2 separate regions of the Mus musculus genome follow, and region 1 is linked to region 2. Evidence: chromatin loops called from intact Hi-C (ENCODE). Cell type or tissue: left cerebral cortex. All regions are shown on one strand. Each heading gives the region's core, and the rest is flanking DNA. Links, peaks and the distances in the headings are about the cores only.

What was found. A loop is a pair of places that touch in the nucleus more often than their neighbours do. Peaks named below come from ENCODE experiments on the same cell type or tissue, not always from the same donor. Only the 100,000 strongest peaks of a DNase experiment are listed, where the experiment ranks them.
Region 1: a loop joins it to region 2, with 6 times the contacts of the local background. A loop is called at or near these places in 5 of 42 quality-filtered maps.

Annotation. Positions count from the first base shown.
Region 1 is chr11:28,804,072-28,814,669 of GRCm38, reverse strand. No RefSeq gene overlaps it. Among named protein-coding and RNA genes, the nearest start is that of Gm34185, 43 kb to the left of the region's middle. In left cerebral cortex, for the core only: CTCF peaks have their summits at 2,598 (motif pointing right) and 5,827 (motif pointing left); DNase peaks (open chromatin) are centred at 2,625 and 5,799.
Region 2 is chr11:29,086,933-29,097,530 of GRCm38, reverse strand. No RefSeq gene overlaps it. Among named protein-coding and RNA genes, the nearest start is that of Pnpt1, 39 kb to the left of the region's middle. In left cerebral cortex, for the core only: a CTCF peak has its summit at 4,927; a DNase peak (open chromatin) is centred at 4,952.

The sequences.
Region 1 (10,598 bases), core at 921-8,920, 280 kb after region 2:
CCCATAGCTCGTATCTCTAGCTGCATATGTAGCAGAAGATGGCCTAGTTGGCCATCACTGGGAAGAGAGGCCCCTTGGTATTGCAAACTTTATATGCCCCAGTACAGGGGAATGCCAGGGCCAAGTGTGGGTGGGTAGGAGAGCAGGGCGGAGGGAGGGTATAGGGAACTTTTGGGATAGCATTTGAAATGTAAATGAAGAAAATATCTAATAATAAATAAACAAATAAACAAATAAATAAATAAATAAATAAATGAATGAATGAATTCAAAGTCTGATCTCAGAATTGGTTGGGTAGAGATTTAAACATGACTTATTTTCTTACTTCAAGAGTTAAAACAGATACTAGTGCACTGACTTTGTTTCAGCATCATTGAATTATATCCATTGCCATTTGTTTTGATATCCTGAGCCATGCCAGGTTTTCAAACAACTTCTTTCTTGAGATGGGCCCTCAGACAGTATTCCTCTTTTCCAGTCCATCTTTGAGGCTGTGTATCATACTCAGAAGGCCTATGTGACTGGCTCATCCATATACCACTAGTTGGCTTTTGGAGGAAGTCTTCTTGAGCAAATCTTTGGCAACATCTTTGCCTGTAAGCTTTTTAGAGTCATCTATCAGCCATAATGGCCCTTGAATTGTGCTTTCCAGAGGTCTTAGAGCTTTACAATGTCCTCTAGAATTCTGATCTCTTCTTCAACAAGTGTCAGGTTTTGCTAGGTCTTTGTCTAATGACCACAAACCCCTTTGAATACTGAGTTCCTACATTCTGAGACACTGTAGAAATTCTAACTTCATTCTGTCTGTTCAGGCTCTTGGTGGAAGTCATATTTTACCAACCTCTAGTTTCTTGACACCATTTACTTTGGTCTCTGGTAATTCTAATTAATGACCATAACCATTGCTGCTGCTATAGGGTGCTTACCCAGATATGTTGATTAGGCTATGGCCAGAGGGCTTCAGAGGTTCTTGCAATCACAGGTGGGGAGCCCACTGGTCATTGATTTTTGCATCACCCCTATAAGATTACTGCCAAATAATTTTCTAGCTTGACTGGAAACTTTCTATCTCCCAAGGAGGTTCCTTGTAGCTGGGACAGCTCTGATTGGTAGGAAATTCTTTCTCAGACCTATTCAGTGTTGATGTATTTCCCCATATTGAGTAAAAAAGAATTCCTATTAATTAGACTCCCTAGAGTCTTTCCAGAGTTGACTTAATCTGACATCTCTGGGAGGAACACTTATTTACATTTGCAAAATTTTGTGGACACTGTCTTTTGCATTGCTGAATTCTATCTTAACTTGTCAACAGACCTGCAGTGGTCATTTAATGTAAAACACTTGTTGAACTAAACTGAGCATGTTCAAGAGAAAGTAATGAAGGCTTGGGGTATAGTGCTTACAGCATGTGTCATTGTTTTGGCAGCTATGTTTTTATGCTCTTAGTTATTTTATATGCATAATCCTTGCCTACATAGCTCACTTTTAAGCTCCTCAGGGTGTGGACCTGTCTTGTAGGTACAGTGTCTAATAAGCCTGACTCGTGACCTCAAATTCACATTGAAACTTTACAAGAAAATGAAAGCACAAGAACAGCCCACCCAGTCCCAAAAAAGGTATGGCTTTCCTTCTTTGCCTTAGGATAGTTGTGGTAGATAATGGTGGGTGGTTGATGAATCAGCCCAGGACCATGTATGCCTTTCTGAGGGTCTTAGACTGATGCCCCAGCACCAGCTTGCTTCAGCTGGCTAACAAAATTCTATTCTATTTCTGCTTTGGATATAGTGCTCTCCACTTGCAGAGCTAAACAGGGGTTAAATTGGTGCTTGGGTGTTGGCTTGGCAATCTGACAACCACATACCAGGAACACCCTTCTCCCCCTCATCTGCCTGCTGCCTGCAGTCTGCTTCCTCATTCTTCAGCCTCAGCAGGATTGATTATTTCTTTGTGGAAGCTCTTGGTTTCACCTAGGCAGAAGGCCCACCCCCGGCTTCTTTGCTGTCAGTGTGCTCTGTATGGTCTGGTCTGATTGCCGCCCCCTCTGTCTCTGTCTCTCTCTGTCTCTCTGTCTCTCTGTCTCTCTGTCTCTCTCTCTGTCTCTCTGTCTCTGTCTCTGTCTCTGTCTCTGTCTCTCTCTCTCTCTCTCTCTCTCTCTCTCTCTCACACACACACACTCACGCACGACACTGCTCCAGTACTATTTGCTTCCACCACTATCCCCTATGTTGTGCAGGAGGAAAGAGGTTGACTGTCTCACCTCTGTTTCTACTGAGCTACCTGACAGCACAAAATTGGAAGATGCTCTTCACATATTTCTGAAGGAATAACTTTTGTAATGGGTGTGCTATTCCCATAGAGAAATGTATACTAAGTGCTAGAGAATGCATGCTTCAAAGAAAAAATTGAAGCATGCCATTTATTTTTGAAGTTAAAGACTGCTTATATTGTCTGTGCATGCTCGGGGCTTTGTCAATTTAGGCATGACTTTACATGTTTTGGGTTAGCCACAGTGAAGGTCTTGTGATCTGTACAAGCCATGAGGTGAAATAGAACAAAACAAGGCGGTCAGTCCCTCAAGGTACAGAATCTCTGTAGATGTACCACAAGAGGGCAGACTACAGTAAGGGTGCAGTATCCCTTGGGTGTATCAAGGAAGTTCAGTCAGACAGGCTTGATAATCTGAATGAATGAGTACATGAGAAAGTCATCAGGAGGTGAGAAGTGAGTGTGTGAAGGATGTATCTGAGTGTAGAAGGGAGACAGTGGCAGAAAGCCCCTTAATGTTCATTCTTTAAGTACCTACTGTGAAATGCTTGCAGGGGGGAGATTTGTGATCCTATCATGTAGAGTAAAGAATATATCTGTCTATCAAGTATGAGCCGCAGAAACTCATTTACCAGAGCTAAACACACTTGCAAGGCTGCTGGGTACTTTGGCTTGATGCACATCCCTCCTTCTTATGTAATGTTGGTTTCCAGATAAGGTTTGCTTAGAGAGATGGGACCAATACAAACTTTCAATGTCAATCAAATAAGCCGTGGGCAAAGGGAAAGTCTGGGGGTTGGGTTACCTTGACTCAAGAGGGGTAGATCTCTTGATTAACAGAAATGTATCAAGCCTAGGACTGTCCATTAAGCCATCAAAAATAGATAACCATTTAGAAGATGGAGGCAGGTGGATGGCTCTAGGAGACTATTGTAGCCTAGATAGTAAGTTACAACTAGAGGTTCATAGTGAGACACTGACTTAAAGAAAAGAAAGGTCTGTGGTCATCATAAAAAGTAAAGGTGTATTTAACAGAGAACCGGAAGCATTGATTTTTTGAAATACCTCCTTTGAAAAATGCTTTGAACTTTCTAAACACTTCTGTATTTAGTGAGACTCCAAAAGTCTTTTGCATTGGCAAGGTTAATCTTCTACAGTTTTCTTTCTGTTGTTTGTTTTTTGTTTTTGTTCTTTGGAATAGTACATTGAAACATTAAGAATTTAAATGGATAATCAAACTCCTGGGTGGCCGGTGGCAAAGGCAAAAGTAGAACTATGGGCTCTTACTTCCAGGTCAATGACATTTGCAGTAATTTACTCCTTTGCCAGTGTAATAGTATGCCAACTCAGGAGAAACACCTTTGCTAATAACATGGCTCATCTTTGATGACCTGGGAAATAGGGCCCAGCTGTGACTGGGCATTCCAGAAGATGTTCTAAGCGATGACCACGAACCCAAGAATGCTTTAATATACTTTGATATTAACCCAGAAGATTACTATGTATTGTAATGAGTTTCTGAAAATTTAAGATAAATTAGCCATTTTCATTTTTATTAGATATTTTCTTCATTTACATTTCAAATGCTACCCCCAAAGCCCCTAAACACTCCCCTTGCCCTGCTCTCCAACCCACCCACTTCTACTTCCTGGCCCTGGAATTCCCCTGTACTGGGGCGTATGATCTTCGCAAGACCAAGGGCCTTTCCTTCCATTGATGGCCAACTAGGCCATCCTCTGCTACATATGCAACTAGAGACACAGCTCTGGGGGTTACTGGTTAATTCATATTGTTGTTCCTCCTATAGGGTTGCAGACCCCTTTAGCTCCTTGGGCACTTTCTCTAGCTCCTTCATTGGGGGCCCTGTGTTCCATCCAATAGATGACTGTGAGCATCCACTTCTGTATTTGCTAGGCACTGGCACAGCCTCACAAGAGAGAGCTATATCAGGGTCGTGTCAGCAAAATCTTGCTGGCATATGCAATAGTGTCTGGGTTTGGTGGTTGTATATGGGATGGATCCCCAGGTGGGGCAATCTCTGGATGGTTCCTCCTTCTGTCTCAGCTCTGAACTTTGTCTCTGCAATTCTTTCCATGGGCATTTTGCTCCCCTTTCTAAGAAGGAACAAAGTATCCACACTTTGGTCTTCCTTCTTCTTGAGTCTCATGTATTTTGCAAATTGTATCTTGGGTATTCTAAGTTTCTGGGCTAATATCTGCTTATCAGTGAGTGCATATCATGTGTGTTCTTTTGTGAATGAGTTACCTCACTCAGGATGATATCCTCCAGATCCATCCATTTGCCTAAGAATTTCATGAATTCATTGTTTTTACTTGCTGAGTAGTACTCCATTGTGTAAATATACCACATTTTCTGTATCCATTTCTCTGTTGAGGGACATCTGGGTTCTTTCCAGTTTCTGGCTATTATAAAAAAAAATGTCTGAAATTAGCCATTTTCAAATGTATAATAGGAAACTTTCTCCTTTGGTAATTACACCATTTTTCTAAAGACCTGTATTTCCATAGCATGCCAGGCATGACTGTAAACTAAAAATATAGCACTGAATGAAAAGGGCAAAGTTCTGCTTTGCTCATAGGCATCTTGTAGCTGAGGAAAGGGAGTTAGTGAGAGGGTAACCGAAGCCACATATATATGGCACATCAGAAGTTATTCAAGGACTTAGAGCAGGGTGAGTATGCCTGTGTGAGTGTGAGTTTGGGCTGAGTTACAGTTCTAATGAAGATGGTTAGAGAAAGGACTCACAAAACCTTGGAGCACATTTAAGTATCTATTTTAAATAGTGACAAAATCCATATCGTTAAAGTGCCTGTAACTGTCATGTGAATATACACCCCACCCTCCAGGACTCACGTATATATGAGATCTAGCATTTGTTTTTCAAATTAACTTCCAACTATTTATGTATCTAAATGATGAGGTGAATTTGTTTTTTGCAGAGCTATAAAGATGTGGAATTAAGCTGTCACAAATCTTTGCTTGTTTTGTTTGTTTGTTTGTGTGTGTGTGTTTGAGGACCTCCCACTATTTAGCTCAGGGATAAAATTTCACAATAAATTTTGACTTGAAAGTTTTTGGGATATCATGAAAATGGGAATGACGAAAGGCATCTAGGTGATGAGGCAAATATTTGGCAAGTCCTGAAGCACTTAGAGCAGGCTTTATTAAGTGCAGCAGAATTAGATGATCATTACTGTTTATTTTTATCTGGGGTCAAACATAATTAAAATAAAACATTTTCTGTAGCTTTCCAAATTAGCCTAACAATTTATTGGTCTCCTAAGATCTTTGTAGATGGTAATCTTGGCTCAAAGTTCTAAACCAGAGCGTTCTCTAGATCTGGAAAGAAATCGGAAAATAATTTGTTTTAAAACAAAACAATACACACTCCAAGAAACACCATGAGAAAATGCTGTGACATGTTGAGAACTTGTTTGAAAGGTACTGTTAGATTGCATAGTGAGCTCAGGCCACAAAGCCCATTTTTTCAGTGGTTTAGAACTCAAAGATTTAGGGAGAAATGTCCCAGCTGCCCCCTTGTGGCCAAATGGAAGGATTTGCTTCTTTGTCGCAATAGTTTTGGGAAACCATGGTATTTTCCCATTGAAGCTAGTCATGAAATTAAAAACAAGACATTTCACATTCTCAGGTGAATTGTAAAGACCATCCTCTCAATAGAAGGCTGTGTCTACCCATTGGTACACACTTCTTAGTTATGGAAACCTCTGGCTCTTGGTAGGTAAGAGAAATTCAAACTGTGGCTCCTATCACCACCATCGCAGTGGTGCTGTGGGGATTAAAGAAGAAATCCTCAAGTCTATCAAGTAGTCAGTCTCCAGAGAGTAGAGGCTCCCTACTGAAGAAACAGGGATGGGAAATAACAAGTGGAACTCAGACAGTGCTAAGTGAAAGCTAAGTTATGCAACCTGAGAACATGGGCTTCAGTTTTCACATAAATAAAACAAGTAACTCAAAAGCAATTAGTTTTCCTTTTAGCTCCAGAACTGTAGATGGGGGCTGATTGATAGGGTGGGATGGCTTTTGGTCTCTGGGACTTTGTTTCCTTTTGGCTATGTATACCTCTATAATTAGTGAACTAAAGACCCATTGAGGATAACATACAATGAAACCTTTGAAGATTGCATGGCTATTAGGAGACTAACAGGGCATTGTGAGACTTTTTAAATGTTTTCACAAAAGTACTGAATTTATTAAATATCTGCTGTGTGCTGTGAATTTATTCTAGGTACCAGCAATACAACATTTGGAGTTGGGGAACACTCTTCAAAATAGTTGTAGTTTGAAAAATATTGTTTTCTTTTAGATGGTTCACAGGGTTCATTACATGCTCACAGCACACCAATGATACTTCGCATGGAATGTCTTCAAGAATTGTTGAGGTAGGGGCCATTTTGAAGCCTAGCAGAACAACCAGGGAATAAGCTGGGTCTGAGGCAAATCCTGGAGCTAAGTGAAGTGTGTCCTTTGCTGCAGCATGTGGTAAACAGATGAATGGTCCTTGCGGAAACTGCAGATCAGGGGCCATTTCTTAGAAAACAAATTCATCTTGGTGAAAATATCTTTTCTATATTCTCTGTCCACATCGTGGAATGTTCCATTAAAAATGTTTTAATCATTTTGATCAGGCAACAATTATTTTCTTTGGTTTATTTTCTCAGTTTCTTTTGTCTGCTTAAATGTATAAAGTAGGGAAACACCAAGTAGGCCACACTCATTGTTTTGGATGTGAGACAACTTGAGCTGTACATTACTAAAATTAAGTTAACTTTTAGTTACATGAGCAGACATGTGCACATTGTGGTTAGGCTATAGCTGCTGTGAAAAAAATCCCCATGTTATCCCAGATTGCAGTGAGTTTTTGGAAGACCCAGACAGAATTCCCTCACCACGCTTTGCCATGGTAGTTTCAAGAATTCATACACATCATCTTCTATACACAGCCTCATTGTCATTGGACCTAGGTCAGATAGAACATTTGAACTCCGTTCAACTTTGCAAGAAGAGGATCCTGGAGTCCAGTGATTTGTTTTTGGGGTGGTGTTTGGGGAATGACCAAGTCTTTCAGAATCATTCAGCATATTCCACAAAGAGCTGAAGAGTGGTTGGGATGGTTTGTGTACTTGTGAGAGATTGCGACTCAAGAGACTAGAGAAGAAAACGGTTTGTAAAATTTCACTTAGAGATTTGTAGACATAATCAACACCACTCCATGTTCATAACAAAACAAAATGATAAAAAGAAAAAAACTGGTGATTTTTTTTTCTGGTCTCAGTTAATAAAACTGATTGAAATGAAACCATGAAGGTGAAACAAGAAATATACTCTACAAAGAGAGGGTTGCTAAGGAATGATGCAAAATTTCCCCTGGTTAAAGATATGTCTGCTAGGTAAACCTCTATATAGAGAGTATATGATATTTTTGTGCCTATGGTGACAACATGGTGGCTTTCTTGAATAGCTCATGTAGAGAAGATCTGAGGGAGGCAGTGTGAAGACTCCAGCAGAACATGGACCTGAGTACAGAACATGGCACATGATAGTTTCTGTGCTCTGAGGTTTTAGGTAAATTCTTTAATCTGTTTCTGTAGGGAGTAGAGAAAGCCTGAACAAGTGAAATCCTGAGTAATGTGTGCATTGACCTGAGCCAGACCACATTAAAGGTTCTAGAGCCTCATGGTCCCATGGAGAAATAGCAAAATCCTGGGGTGAGGTTCAGAGGTAAATGGCAAAGTCTTCAATGGGGAGCTACGTGCAAGTGTTAACATTGTGTGCAGAAAATTTCTACCACAGGCCACCCCCCTTCCGCCCCAGTTTTTTATGGGTTGAGGACTGTTCCCCAGCAGAGACTGCTTATAACTAGATTAGCTAAATGTGTCTCCTTGATCCAGCTGTGCCCCATCAACCCTGTCTCCCTGTTTATCTGTATGCCATAACCCTGCTTCCCTGATCCACTATGTAATAAACATGCTGAGATTCTGAGCTGCTGTGCCTCCTCCAACTGAGAGCCTAGACAGCCTGATCCCAGGTTTGTCCCTGTGTCTGTCTTGTTTTCATGCCTTCACCACCTTAGTCAGGTCCATCTCTGGAGTCATGCTGGGCACGACATGGTTCCTTACTTGTAAACCAGGGCTTTCCTTTTTTATAGGCTTCAGGCCTTTAAAATGCCACTGTTTTCTAGGAAGATTTCACTATATACATGGGTACTCCTTACAGTCATACCTATCAGCATGACCTAAATAGATAAAGGAGGAAAACAAATTGTTGGGATGTTGTTGCTCAAGTTAAGAAATATGTGAGAATTCAGACTCTTTATTCAAATGTTAAAAGGATACAAGTAACAATGGAAGCAACTGAGTCTTTACCCTGTTGCCTACATGAAAACTTCTATGTAGGATTCGTACTTAGGTGCTAGGATATGTGAGTTTATGACTTGCACATCTAGCTAGAAGACTTCTCTCAAGTATCTTCTTTGCTGGTTGGGAGCTGAAGGCGACTGTTGATTACATTTCATGCAGACTTCTTTCCTACATTCCTTTGGTTCTCAATGCTATTTAAATAGGTCAACCACTGAGTGCACAGTAACGAACATAGTTCTTGCTTCTTCTTCTTGGCTAAGACAGTGTTTATTGCATTGTCTTTCTAGAACGTAAACTCAAGTGAGAATTCAGATTACAAGTGAAGCAGATCCTACTAAACCTGACTGAGTATGGCAGATTTTGTTGACCTAGCGATCTTAGTCTAGAGCGTATGCTAACTACCATTAGCTGCCTCCTGTTAGAACTGTTTTGTGTGTCACAAATATATGCAACCTCTCCTCTGATCTCCCTGTATGCATATGTTCATGTTTATGCATTTCTTTGGAGGCCAGGGGTTAGCCACATTGTTCCCTGGGTGCCATCTATCTTTTGTGAAACATGGTTTCTCACACGACTAGGACTTACCCAGTATGCTAGGCCATTTGATCCCATGCATCTGCCTGGATCTGCCCCCTTATTGCTGAGGTTAGAAGCACACACTACTACCCTACATACTTAAGTGGATTGTGGGAACCATGCTCATATCCATATGCTCTCAAGACAAGTACTCGACTGACTGAACTCTCTCCCAGTCATTTGCCTGATTTTAAAAACAGTATGCAAACCAAAGGACTATCACTAAGGCAATCCCCCTGTCTTTTCTAGCCTGACATTTTGTGATCAAGGGTTAGGTAATCCAGGATCTAATAACAACTGTGTCTATTACTTATTAGCAGAGGGACCCTACAAGAATTTAGCTTCTTACCTATAAAGCCAGAGCTTATAGAGAAGATACAGGGTTTTAAAGAACAACTACATGGGTTAAAGCACTTAGAATAAGGCCTGGCTGTAGTAGGCCCAGCGGAAATGTTTAATATCATCACAATCTCTTCATGTTCTCTCACTAAGTGACCACACCCCACTTTCTGTGAAGCCTGGAAAGAGAGGAAAGATAGGAGGGAATTGAAGCTTCATTGCTTTAATGAGGACTGACCAACACCCAGAATCCCAGGTACCTTTTCCTCATTTAATTTTCATACAGATCCATTTCATGGATTCTCATCTAGGCATAGTTCATGTACATCTTACAGAGGTAGAACAGACCTATAGGAATTTATTCATGGCAGAGTTCTGACTTAAATTTAAATTAATCTTATTCCAGATGCATTCTTTTGTTTGAAAGGTAATCTTTTTTGAAACAGGGAAGAGTTATTTGTATATATATATTTTTAAACAATGTTTGCTAGGAAGTATTCCATAGGTAATTTATTGGAAGTTGGGTTCTAAATTAATCCACTTGGATCCAGGTTACCAGGGACTATTCAGGAACTCACTAACCCTACCAGTAAAGTTCTGCCTCCACAGGGGGTCTTGCCTATACCTGAAGCTCTCAATACATATAGTTTACCAGCTCAATTGCATTCAGTGGGATAGAAAGAGGGAGAGAAAGAGAAAGAGAGAGAAAGAGAGAGAGAGAGAGAGAGAGAGAGAGAGAGAGAGAGAGAGAGAGAGAGAGAGAGAGAGAGAATGAGAAGCTCTCAGTTTGGGAGGATCTGGACAGGACATATAGTTTTTTCAAGCATCTGCTTTGATTACCAGCATGCTCTCAAGATGTTAAAACCATTTCCTCTCTTCAAAATTTCCTTAGGAATACAAAGTGGATAGGAGTTGAGTATGGGGATAAGCAGGTAAAAGGGAGAAAAGAATGAGAGTGGGACACAGGTCTGCAGAGACCAAGAGAACAGGGATAGGAAAGGCAAAAGCTAGAAGCAAACT
Region 2 (10,598 bases), core at 1,309-9,308:
TCAATTGAGACAGTTGGCCTCATCAGTGGCCAATAGTGCCTTTGTAAATAGGAAATTAAAGATTTTAAACAGGAGGCTGAGGTGGACACACCTTTTTTTTTTCTCAGAATTTGGGAAGTGGATCAGTGGATCCAGGTTAGTGTAGGTTATATAGCTGAGACACATCACATCTCAACAAAACAAAATGCAAAGAAACAAACAAAAACAAAATAAGGGTAGAGTTGGTAGAGTGCTTATCTAGTATACACAAAGCCCTGTGTTCTGTTCCCATCAATGCATAAATCAGGTACGGTAGTAAACCCAGTGTTTAAGATAAAAACATTTCAGGGTCATCTTTGTCTATCTAGTGAGTTCAAGGCCAGCCTGCGATAGATGGGACCATCTCTAAATAAATTACTTAATAAATAAGAGACAAATTTCAAACACTATCAAAATTTCCACACTGCTTTGTCATGTTTTTCTGTTTCTGTGATTGAAGTAGTCTGACAAAAGCGACTTAAGGGAGACAGGGTGTATTTTGGTTTATATTTACAAGATACAGTCCATCATGATGGGATAGTCAAGAGATGTTTGTACAGTCAGAAATCAGAGAATAATTAATACAAGTAACACACTTTCTTCTTTTCACTTATTGTATTTAAAGAACTGTTTTATATGTATGAGTGTCTTGCCTGCATGCATGTCTGTGCACACATGCATGCATGGAGACCAGAAGAGGGCATTAGAACTGCAATGAATGTTGTTTTCATGTGCTTCTTCCATGCCTTGGAGATTGAGAGTAGTGCAGCAATAAAAACATATCTCTGTGATATACTGACTTAGACTAGTTGGGGTATGTACCCTTGAGTGCTCGCTAACTCTTATGGGCTCTGGACGTATGTAGCATTTCTTCTTTTAGTTTCTTGTGGAAGCCCCACACTGACCTCCAAGGCTGTACCAGTTTATGTCCCCCCTCCCCCAACAGCAAATAGGATTCCTCTTTCTCTATGCCCTCAGGAGTCACTTACTTTCTTGCTGAATAATATGAAATTTCCATGTGGTTTCTCAAAGTAGTTTTCATTTGAATCTCCATGATATATAAGCATGTTGAACACTTTTCAAAATCATTTATTGGCCATTCGTGCTTCTAATTTCTAGGCTTTCTATTCAGTTTATTAGTTCATTTCATTGAATGACTGATTTTTTTGATATTTATTTATTTTTGTAATTTTTATATGTTTTAGATATTAGCTGCCTATGTAATGTTCAGTTTCTAGGCTTTTTCCTGTTCAGTAATCAGTGTCTTATGCTATCCATCATTTCTTTTGAGTATAGTCTTTTACTTTCTTGTGATTTCCTTTGCCAGTTATTGTCCTGTCAGAGCCCTTTTCAGGAAGCCCTTTCCTGGGTCTATATTTTAAAGCCTGTATACATGGAGGACTACATATTTGTCTATGATCTCTTCTGGCAATTTCAGTTCCAGGCTTGGTATTAATATCTTTGATTCATTTTGAATTGAAGTTTGTGCAGTTCAGAGGCTTGAATGGGGAAGATGTTGGAATGGGCCAACTCAAAGCCCTAGATCTGGGCCTTGGAGATAGCTGAGTTGCTCAGCCTGCCAGCTCTCTTGAACCCACACCACCTGGGCAAGCTCTTCAGTACTGCCTTGACTAGCTCACCCAATTCCAAAGTCACCAAGGACTGGGGCTATCTCTCCTGTTCTTATACCCTTAGGATCAGTTTACCTGCAACCCCACAGCCAGTGAGTGTCCTTCTGTGCTTCCCAGGTGAGGTGCATATCCAGCTCTCCCACTCTCATGACCTCAGGGCCAGCTCTCCCACCTGCCTTATGTGGCAGGGGTGGGTATGGGTGGGAGGGATGAGGGGATGGGAGGTATGCATCTTTTCATTGCCAAGCCACCTAATGGTAGACTGCAGATGAGGGATGGGGACAGCTTTCCCATGCTCATGGCCTTGGGGCTGGCTTACCCATAACCCTGCCATTGTGGGCAGGGGTGGGGGGAGTGAGCTTTACTATCCTACACAGGCAAGGGATAGGACCAGCTCTCCAAAGTGCTTCAGTGCTGTGGACTGGCTTCAGCCAGCCCCTCAATCCACATGAGAATCAGGGTCCCGGTACAGGTGGGCAGGGAGTCGGCAAAAAGTGACAAACAAATATGGACACCAGAGAGAGTGCTGTATCTGAATGTAATCTTTCAAAGTGAGCATCAGACTTATATATAACAGAAGAAAACAAAGAAGTTAGGTAACACTTCAGCCAAGGTACATTGAAGTTATCTGACACAAAACAGAAAAATGCATTCAAAAGACTGACAGGAACCAGGCAAAGTTTACAACAGAGATAAGATCAGCCCTATCTAGAGTCAGCAATAGACAAGGGCCAGGTGAGGATGTCACACCCTAGTCACAATTTATGCTATTCCTCTGAGCCCTGTGAAAGCTTGCACCAGGGGGTTCTGCTCTTGCAGACCTTTTCATGAACAATGCAATACTGTAGTTCCTCCTTAAACCACAACCCTCCTTCTTCCTAGGCCATGGTAAGTTCTTGCATTTGGGAGTAACTTGGTGCTCTTTTTAGTGTCTGTAGGGAATCTCCATTTGTCAGAAGAACTCACCAACTTTCTTCTAATATGCAATATAGTCTGCTATACCTGACTGTAATGAGAATTCTAAGTTTACTATTTTGAACTAGCCCTGAGAATACTAGCTCCTATCTGGCAAACTGAGATGTCTGATTATTAACTGTCAATACTGGGGAATTTCATCTGGATAAATAACATTCTTACAAAATTCCAAGCCCACGGTCAGCTCAAGGATTGCCTAGAATATTGGTGAAGGCCAGACAGTAGAGTTCAAACTTCTTTAGGTATTAGTAAAATCATTTTTTTGGAGGCACCTATAATAAAACAACACTGAAACAAAGCACACAGATCCATCCACCGACTAGCACAGGAACATGTTTGGAACATTCGTGTCAAGTTTTCCAGGAGACTGAGTTTCTGTGAAACTCTTTGCCTTGGAACTGTGCCCAAGTCTTTAGGCCTGTCACAAAGACATCACTGGGGTGGGTGTGGCACTTCAGGTTCAAATCAGGGACATCTGCATGGCCTTTCATGGTTACACTGGCCTGGGACATCAACACAGACTGTGGATGCCATAAGACCAGAATGCCAGAAATGTCCTCCTAGCCCCACTCAAACCTGCCAACAGAGCATGGGCCTAGATGTCCCCATGGCCTCAGGTGGCAGCACAGGCAATTTAGATCAGCATGTTATTCCAGGGCAGCATGACCCTCAGATATCCACATGGTCTCTGGTGACAGCCCAGACCACGGATATCCACTTGGCCTTTAGTGGTAACTCAGGCCACAGACATGGACACATAACCCAGCTGTAGCGGGACCAGAGACCCAGACATGGCACTTGGCAGCAGCTCGCCATGGCCAAGCCAGGAGCTCACCATGGCTTTCTCATATCTGCCTGTTTTTCATTACCTTCAATTCACCACTAAGAGGAGGAAGTAAGTGGTGGAGAGATGAAAGAGAAAGAGAAGCAGAAGGATGTGGACACAATGAAGAGAGGCAGAACTGGAGACTTAATGGTAGTGAGGAACAGCTTAATTTGAGTACCTGTTGATGGCACCTGGACCATGGTGGGGTCCTGGCCTGTGCTGCCACAGTTGTACACATCTGGGTCCATGGCCCTGCAGCAGTAGGGGTCTGTTACTACCAAAGTTCAAGCTGATGCCCCTGGTCTGGGTTGCTGCCAGGGAACATATTGATGTCTACGGGCTGTGTAGTACTGGCCCCTGGCCCCATCCCTCACCTGGGCATCCTGGGAGAGCTGGCCCTGGGGGTACGAGATTGGGAGAGTTGATCCTGCCCCTAGCCAGCTGCAGTACTCTGTAGAGTGGGCCTGCACATTGTAGAAGTTGTGGTCGAGTTGTAATTATGAGTGTGAGAACCAGCCCTCTTCCTTGTCTGGTGTGTGGTGGCCTGGATGAGGGAGAGACACTCTTCTCCTCTCCCGTTTGCCCTTGTAACCTGTGGTGGGTGAAAGAGCTGGCCACAGGGCTGTGAAAGCAGGAGAGCTGGTCCTGCCTATCACCTTGTGCAGTACTCTGGAGAGAAGGTCTTGCACCTCACATGGAATACAGAATAGTGTGGACAAGGTTAATTTGACCCCAAGAGTGTGAGTGTGAGAGAATTGATCCTCAAACTTCTCTGCCATGTGGCACTACAGAAAATGGAAAAAATGCCCTTCACCATCCTCACCCATTGCCATCTCCAAAAGGTGGGAGAACTGGTCCTGGGATCATGATAGTGAGAGGACTGTCCCTGTCCCTAGTCCAACACTTAGAAGAAAGAGCCCTGCACCTCCCTTTGGAAGCAGAATAGAGCTGGCCTTGGCTGTGGGGGTTGCTGGTGAACTGGCCAGAGAATGTGAAGACCTGATCCAGGACTTTGAATTGGCTCACCTCAACATCAATACACTGCTAGAGTGCATGAATTATCCTACAGATCCAAAACTACAGGATTTCCATGACGCAGGGCAACAACAGAATATCTGGGAAGAGTATCAATGAGATTCTAGTATTGATAGTGTAGTAGAAGTCAAGAGTCCTAGAATCAGACCAATGAGTCATCGCAATGACCATTTGCAAGTAGAGAATTGTGGACAAAAGCGAATACTGTAGGACACACTGACACACTACAGCTTCCCCAAGATATTTTTGTCTTTTGGAGGGGTGGTTGCAAGGGTGCAAGCAGGGTGGGCTGAGAGAAAAGGGAGATGGGTGGGACTGGAGTGCATGATGTGAAATTCACAAAGAACCAATAAAAAAATTAAAGAATTATTTAACAATCTCATGTTGAATGCGAGATGTTTTGCATTTTGTAGCCTTTGAACAATGAAGTGCTCAATCCCCACTAGAGGGTGCATGGGCCTTGTTTAATTCACCCCTGCAGGCCTTTGGACTTTGTAACTCAAATGCATTTTTTATTCTTTATACTGATAGGTGAATTTAATTAGATAATTTGGCACCAATGTGATCCAAACAGTTACAGTCTGGTTTCCTTTCAGGTTAGTAGTAATTAAGGGCCGGTGAGGTATCTCATAAGGGTGCTAACTGCTAATCCTGCTAGCCTGCATTCAGTATCTGGAATCCACAGTGTTGAAAAAGAGAACCTACTTTCACAAGGTGTCCTCTGACATCTACATGCATGCCTGCATACATAATAAGCAAATGTAAAAAATTTAAAAAGTAATCAGCAACTTCACAGAGAAAGAGACACATTTAAACTTCCACTACTCTCCAATCAGTTGTTTTGTCTTTGAGTAAATAACTCCAGTCCTGATTATTGCAAATTGAGGTATATGTTTTCTGTCTGTCATTTACCTATTCTAGGATCAGGTTATGGGTGGAGTGGGGGTGTAGGATGAGGGGGCCTCTCAATTTAAGAGCAGTGGCTTTAGATGCCTACGCTTCTGACTTGTGTCAGAGCATGTTAAAAACTACCAAAACATGGTACTTTACCAGCAACATCAGGGCTCCTGGGAATTTGTCAGATGTGTGTGGGTTTGGTCCCTGGCCTGATGAAGTAGAAGTTCTGGGAACAGGGTCTACAAGTCCATATGTTAACAATTTTGCTGACTGTTTCTGGCTATACTTCAACTGGGGAATCACCAAGCTAGTCATGTGGCTTTCAAAAGATATTCAGAATCAAGGCTTTATTTATTATTAAGAATTAAAAAATAAAATTGTGTGTGTGTGTGTGTGTGTGTGTGTGTGTGTGCGCGCGTGTAAATGCACTAGTGAGTGAAAGTGCTTGAGGAGTGTAAGGAGGACTTCTTTTCCCTGGGGCTGGAGAGAACTGGCAGTTGTGAGGAGCCAAATGTGAGTCCTTCCCAAGAGCAGAACATGTTCTTAGTTCTTGAGAGCCCCCATTTGTTTATCACTAAAATTGCTAAAGGTTTAATTATTTTATTTTATATGCATGACTGTTTTGTCTGAATGAATTTATGTGTGTCACATACATGCCTGATGTCTATGGATGGCAGAAGAGGGCAGTGCATCCCTAGGAATTGGAGTCAGAGATGGTTAAAAGCCAACATGTAGATGCTGGGAATTGAAGTCAGGTCCTCTACAAAGGGAATAAATGCCCTAAACCACTGACCCATCTTTCTAGCCCTCATTCCTTATCATTTAATAACAAATTTATTGGTCAAAAGCAGACTTTTCTCCAGGCTAAGTTTCATATACTTATACAAATGCTAGTCAGGGATAGGGTACTTCATGGAGAAAAACATAAAATGTATGTAATAAAAATATTTAAATGGTTTCATGTTTTTGGTTAACATTAACTACTTATATTTATTAATGAGACACAGTATGATAATATGATATAAATGCAGCATGTACTAGCTAAATCTGTGTAATTAGCATTTCATTCTTTTCATTTCTTTATATTTAGATGCTTTTGTCATACTCTTCATGAGTTCCATAAAATATGTAATAATTCATTGTGAACTACAGTAACAGTAGAAGTTTTTTGGTCTGTCTGTGTTTTGGTATCTCTATGCACAACCTCTTCTACTTGCCATAAGATTCCAAAAGAGACTTATCTCTCATAAGTCATAGAAAAGATGTCAACCCAAAGGAAACTTTGGAATTAGTTTACAGGCAGCAGATACCAGGACAGTCAAAGAGTATAGTTGTGAAGTACAGCCGGATGGGCAGGAGTCAGAATCTGGTTCCAGCCAGCTAACCTGCTTCAAGTAACAGACTTGTGTGGTGTTGGGCAAGTTACTCTTCCTTGCTGTAGCTCAATTTTCTTCTAAAAAAAAAATAAAGAAAAGACATTTATTTATTTTGTTTGAGTGTGGGTGTATGCCACTGTGGTGGTTTGAATATGCTTGGCACATAGGAAGTAGCACTATTAAGAGGTGCGGTCTTATGGAAGGTTGTGTAGCCTTGTTAGAGGAAGTGTGTCATTGTGGAGGCAGGGCTTTGAGGGCTATGAAAATATATATGCTCAAGACTGGCCAGTATGATGCAGACTGTCCTCCTGGATGCCTACAGAAGAAAGTCTCCTCCAGGCTGCCTTCAGATCAAGATGTAGAACTCTGGGCTCCTCTAGCACCATGTCTGCCTGCATGCTGCCTTGCTTCCTATTATGACAGCAATGAACCAAACTTCTAAAACTTGTAAGTCAGTCCCAATTAAATGTTTTCTTTTATAACTGTTGCCTTGGTCGTGGCGTCTCTTCACACCAATTAAACTCTAACTAAGACAGATACAGTGTGAGTGTGGACTCCAGAAGACAAGTTGTGGGAACTGGATCTTTTCTTCCCACCATGTGGATTGAACTCATGCTGTCAGGCTTAACAATAGTCAACTTTACCCACTGAACCAACTCACTGGCCCAACAAAATTCAGTTTTCTAATTTGTAAACTGGGAATAATATAACCACACTGCTTTTCTTTTAAAGTTCTCAGCAAGAGAAATCTGAGCCAAGCATGGGATGGAGCTTGTAGTCTCAGTGCTTAGGATACAAAGACAATAGGATTGGGTGCTCAAGGTCATCAAGACCATCATCCTCTGCTAAGTTTGAAGCCGGTCACCACTCTATACCCCACCATCCTTCAAATCACACAAGATTGCTAACAGACACAGTCCAACTCCCAGCACCATATGCATGCCTAAAAATATTGTACTTTGTGCAATACCAGCACACTATTATCCCATTTGCAGTAACAATGCAGACACAATCATTTTTCCAAATTGTTTTTCTTCTTTGAAGCAAAGTTGAAGTTTACTAAAATATAGTTTTAATAAAAGATTTAAGCATAGGCATTACATTATTGAGTGCTTAGAAAAATGATAGTACATACCCAAGACTTTAATACATTTCTTAGATTTTCCAATTTTCATTGAAAAATTTTAACATAAACAATCCCCATGATATTTCTAGAGTGACAGTCCCCTACAAGCTGCCTTTAGCTTTCACCTCAGCTCTCCGACCTGTTGGCTCTCACAATCAACTCCTTGACATCTTTTTTTTTATTAGGTATTTTCTTCATTTACATTTCAAATGCTATCGCAAAAGTCTCCCATGCCCTCCTCTGCCACTCCCCTACCCACCCACTCCCACTTCTTGGCCCTGGCATTCCCCTGTACTGGGGCATATAAAGTTTGCAAGACCAATGGGCCTCTCTTTCCACTGATGGCCGACTAGGCCATCTTCTGATACATAGGCAGCTAGAGACATGAGCTCCGGGGGTAGGAGTACTTTTTAGGTTTCATTTGTAAACTGGGTGTTATAACATCCATCTTAGAGCTGATGTGAGAGAAAGGAGCAGAGAGTAAATTGTAGGAATGAGGTCACAGGATCTGCCCGTTACAGTTATAGGCAAACAAGAGGAAAGCACTTGCCATATGAACTATCTTCTTCTGTTTGGTGTAGCTCCATAGTCTGTTTCTGGGTGGGTTCTAGTTTTCTTTCTTTTTTCATAAAAGGCATTTTTTTTTATCACATTTTTCTTTTTAAAGATATATTTTGCCTGAGGTTGGCACCAGCCCCAGGCTACCTTGGGCTCAAACTTGGCAGACAGTCCCACAGTCCCTAGAGGACTTTCCATGCCACAGGCACCCTAGCACACTCAGGATCTTGGGATCACTGGTAAGTGGAACACAACATCTGTTCCAAAACAACCTGCAGGGGCCTGTGACAGCAGGAACAGGGACACAGCAAACCCTCCCAACCAGCAGCTGGGATTCATTCCAGTCTGCACCAGCCCCAGGCTACCTTGGTCACAAACTCAGCAGACAGTCCCATGGTCCCCAGAGGACTCTCCACGCCGCAGGTGCCCAAGCACACCCAGGATCTTAGGATCACTGAGGAGAGTCGGCCTCTAGAGAAGGCTCTGACCCCAGGACTCAGGTGAGAGAGCCATCTTGTATCCCGTGTCTCTCAGAGACCAGACCATGCAGGAGAGCACTTGGCCCACAAAAGCAACAGAGCTTCTTGGACAGGGTTACTTTGGGCCTTCATCCTCAGCCAGGAGGTAGATCTGAAGGCCAGACCTCTGTGCACCTTCCCTGCAAGAGGAGAGCTTACCCCCAGAAAGTGCTCTGACCACTGGGACTCAGGAGAGAGTTGGACTCCCAGGAGTTCTGACAGAGGCTAACAAAATCACAGGAGGAACAAGCTCCAGCCAGAGACAGCTAGAACATCAAACACCAGAGATTATCAGATGGTAAAAGGCAAATGTAAGAACCTTACTAACAGAAACCTAGACCTCTCCACATCAACAGAACCCAATACTCCCACCACAGCGAGTCCAGGATACCCCAACAAACCCAAAAAGCAAGATTCAAATTTAAAATCATATCTCATGATGCTGGTAGATGTTTTAAGAAGGCCATTAATAACTCATTAAAAAAAAATACAGGAGGGACTCCCCCGACACCCGCACGGGCCCACACAGGATTCCCCACGGGATCCTAAGACCTCTGGTGAGTGGAACACAGTGCCTGCCCCAATCCAATCGCGTGGAACCTGAGACCTCGGGAAATAGGGAAGCAGGCGACCTGGGGCACAAGCCCCTTCTGCTCCACTTGAGCCCCAGGGTACCTTGCCAGCGGAGTCGCCTGACACCCGCAAGGGCCCACACAGGATTCCACACGGGATCCTAAGACCACTAGTGAGTGGAACAAAACTTCTGACAGGAGTCTGGTTCGAACACCAGATATCTGGGTACCCTCCCTGCAAGAAGAGAGCTTGCCTGCAGAGAATACTCTGCCCACTGAAACTAAGGAGAGAGCTACCCTCCCAGGTCTGCTTATAGAGGCTAACAGAGTCACCTGAAGAGTAAGCTCTTAACAGTGACAACTATAACAGCTAGCTTCAGAGATTACCAGATGGCGAAAGGCAAACGTAAGAATCCTACTAACAGAAATCAAGACCACTAACCATCGTCAGAACGCAGCACTCCCACCCCACCTAGTCCTGGGCACCCCAACACAACCGAAAATCTAGACCCAGATTTAAAAACATTTCTCAGGATGATGATAGAGGACATCAAGAAGGACTTTCATAAGTCACTTAAAGAATTACAGGAGAGCACTGCTAAAGAGTTACAGGCCCTTAAAGAAAAGCAGGAAAACACAGCCAAACAGGTAGAAGTCCTTAAAGAAAAACAGGAAAACACATCCAAACAGGTGATGGAAATGAATAAAACCATACTAGAACTAAAAGGGGAAGTAGACACAATAAAGAAAACCCAAAACGAGGCAACGCTGGAGATAGAAACCCTAGGAAAGAGATCTGGAACCATAGATTCGAGCATCAGCAACAGAATACAAGAAATGGAAGAGAGAATCTCAGGTGCATAAGATTCCATAGAGAACATCGACACAACAGTCAAAGAAAATACAAAATGCAAAAGGATCCTAACTCAAAACATCCAGGAAATCCAGGACACAATGAGAAGACCAAACCTACGGATAATAGGAATTGATGAGAATGAAGATTTTCAACTTAAAGGGCCAGCTAATATCTTCAACAAAATAATAGAAGAAAACTTCCCAAACATAA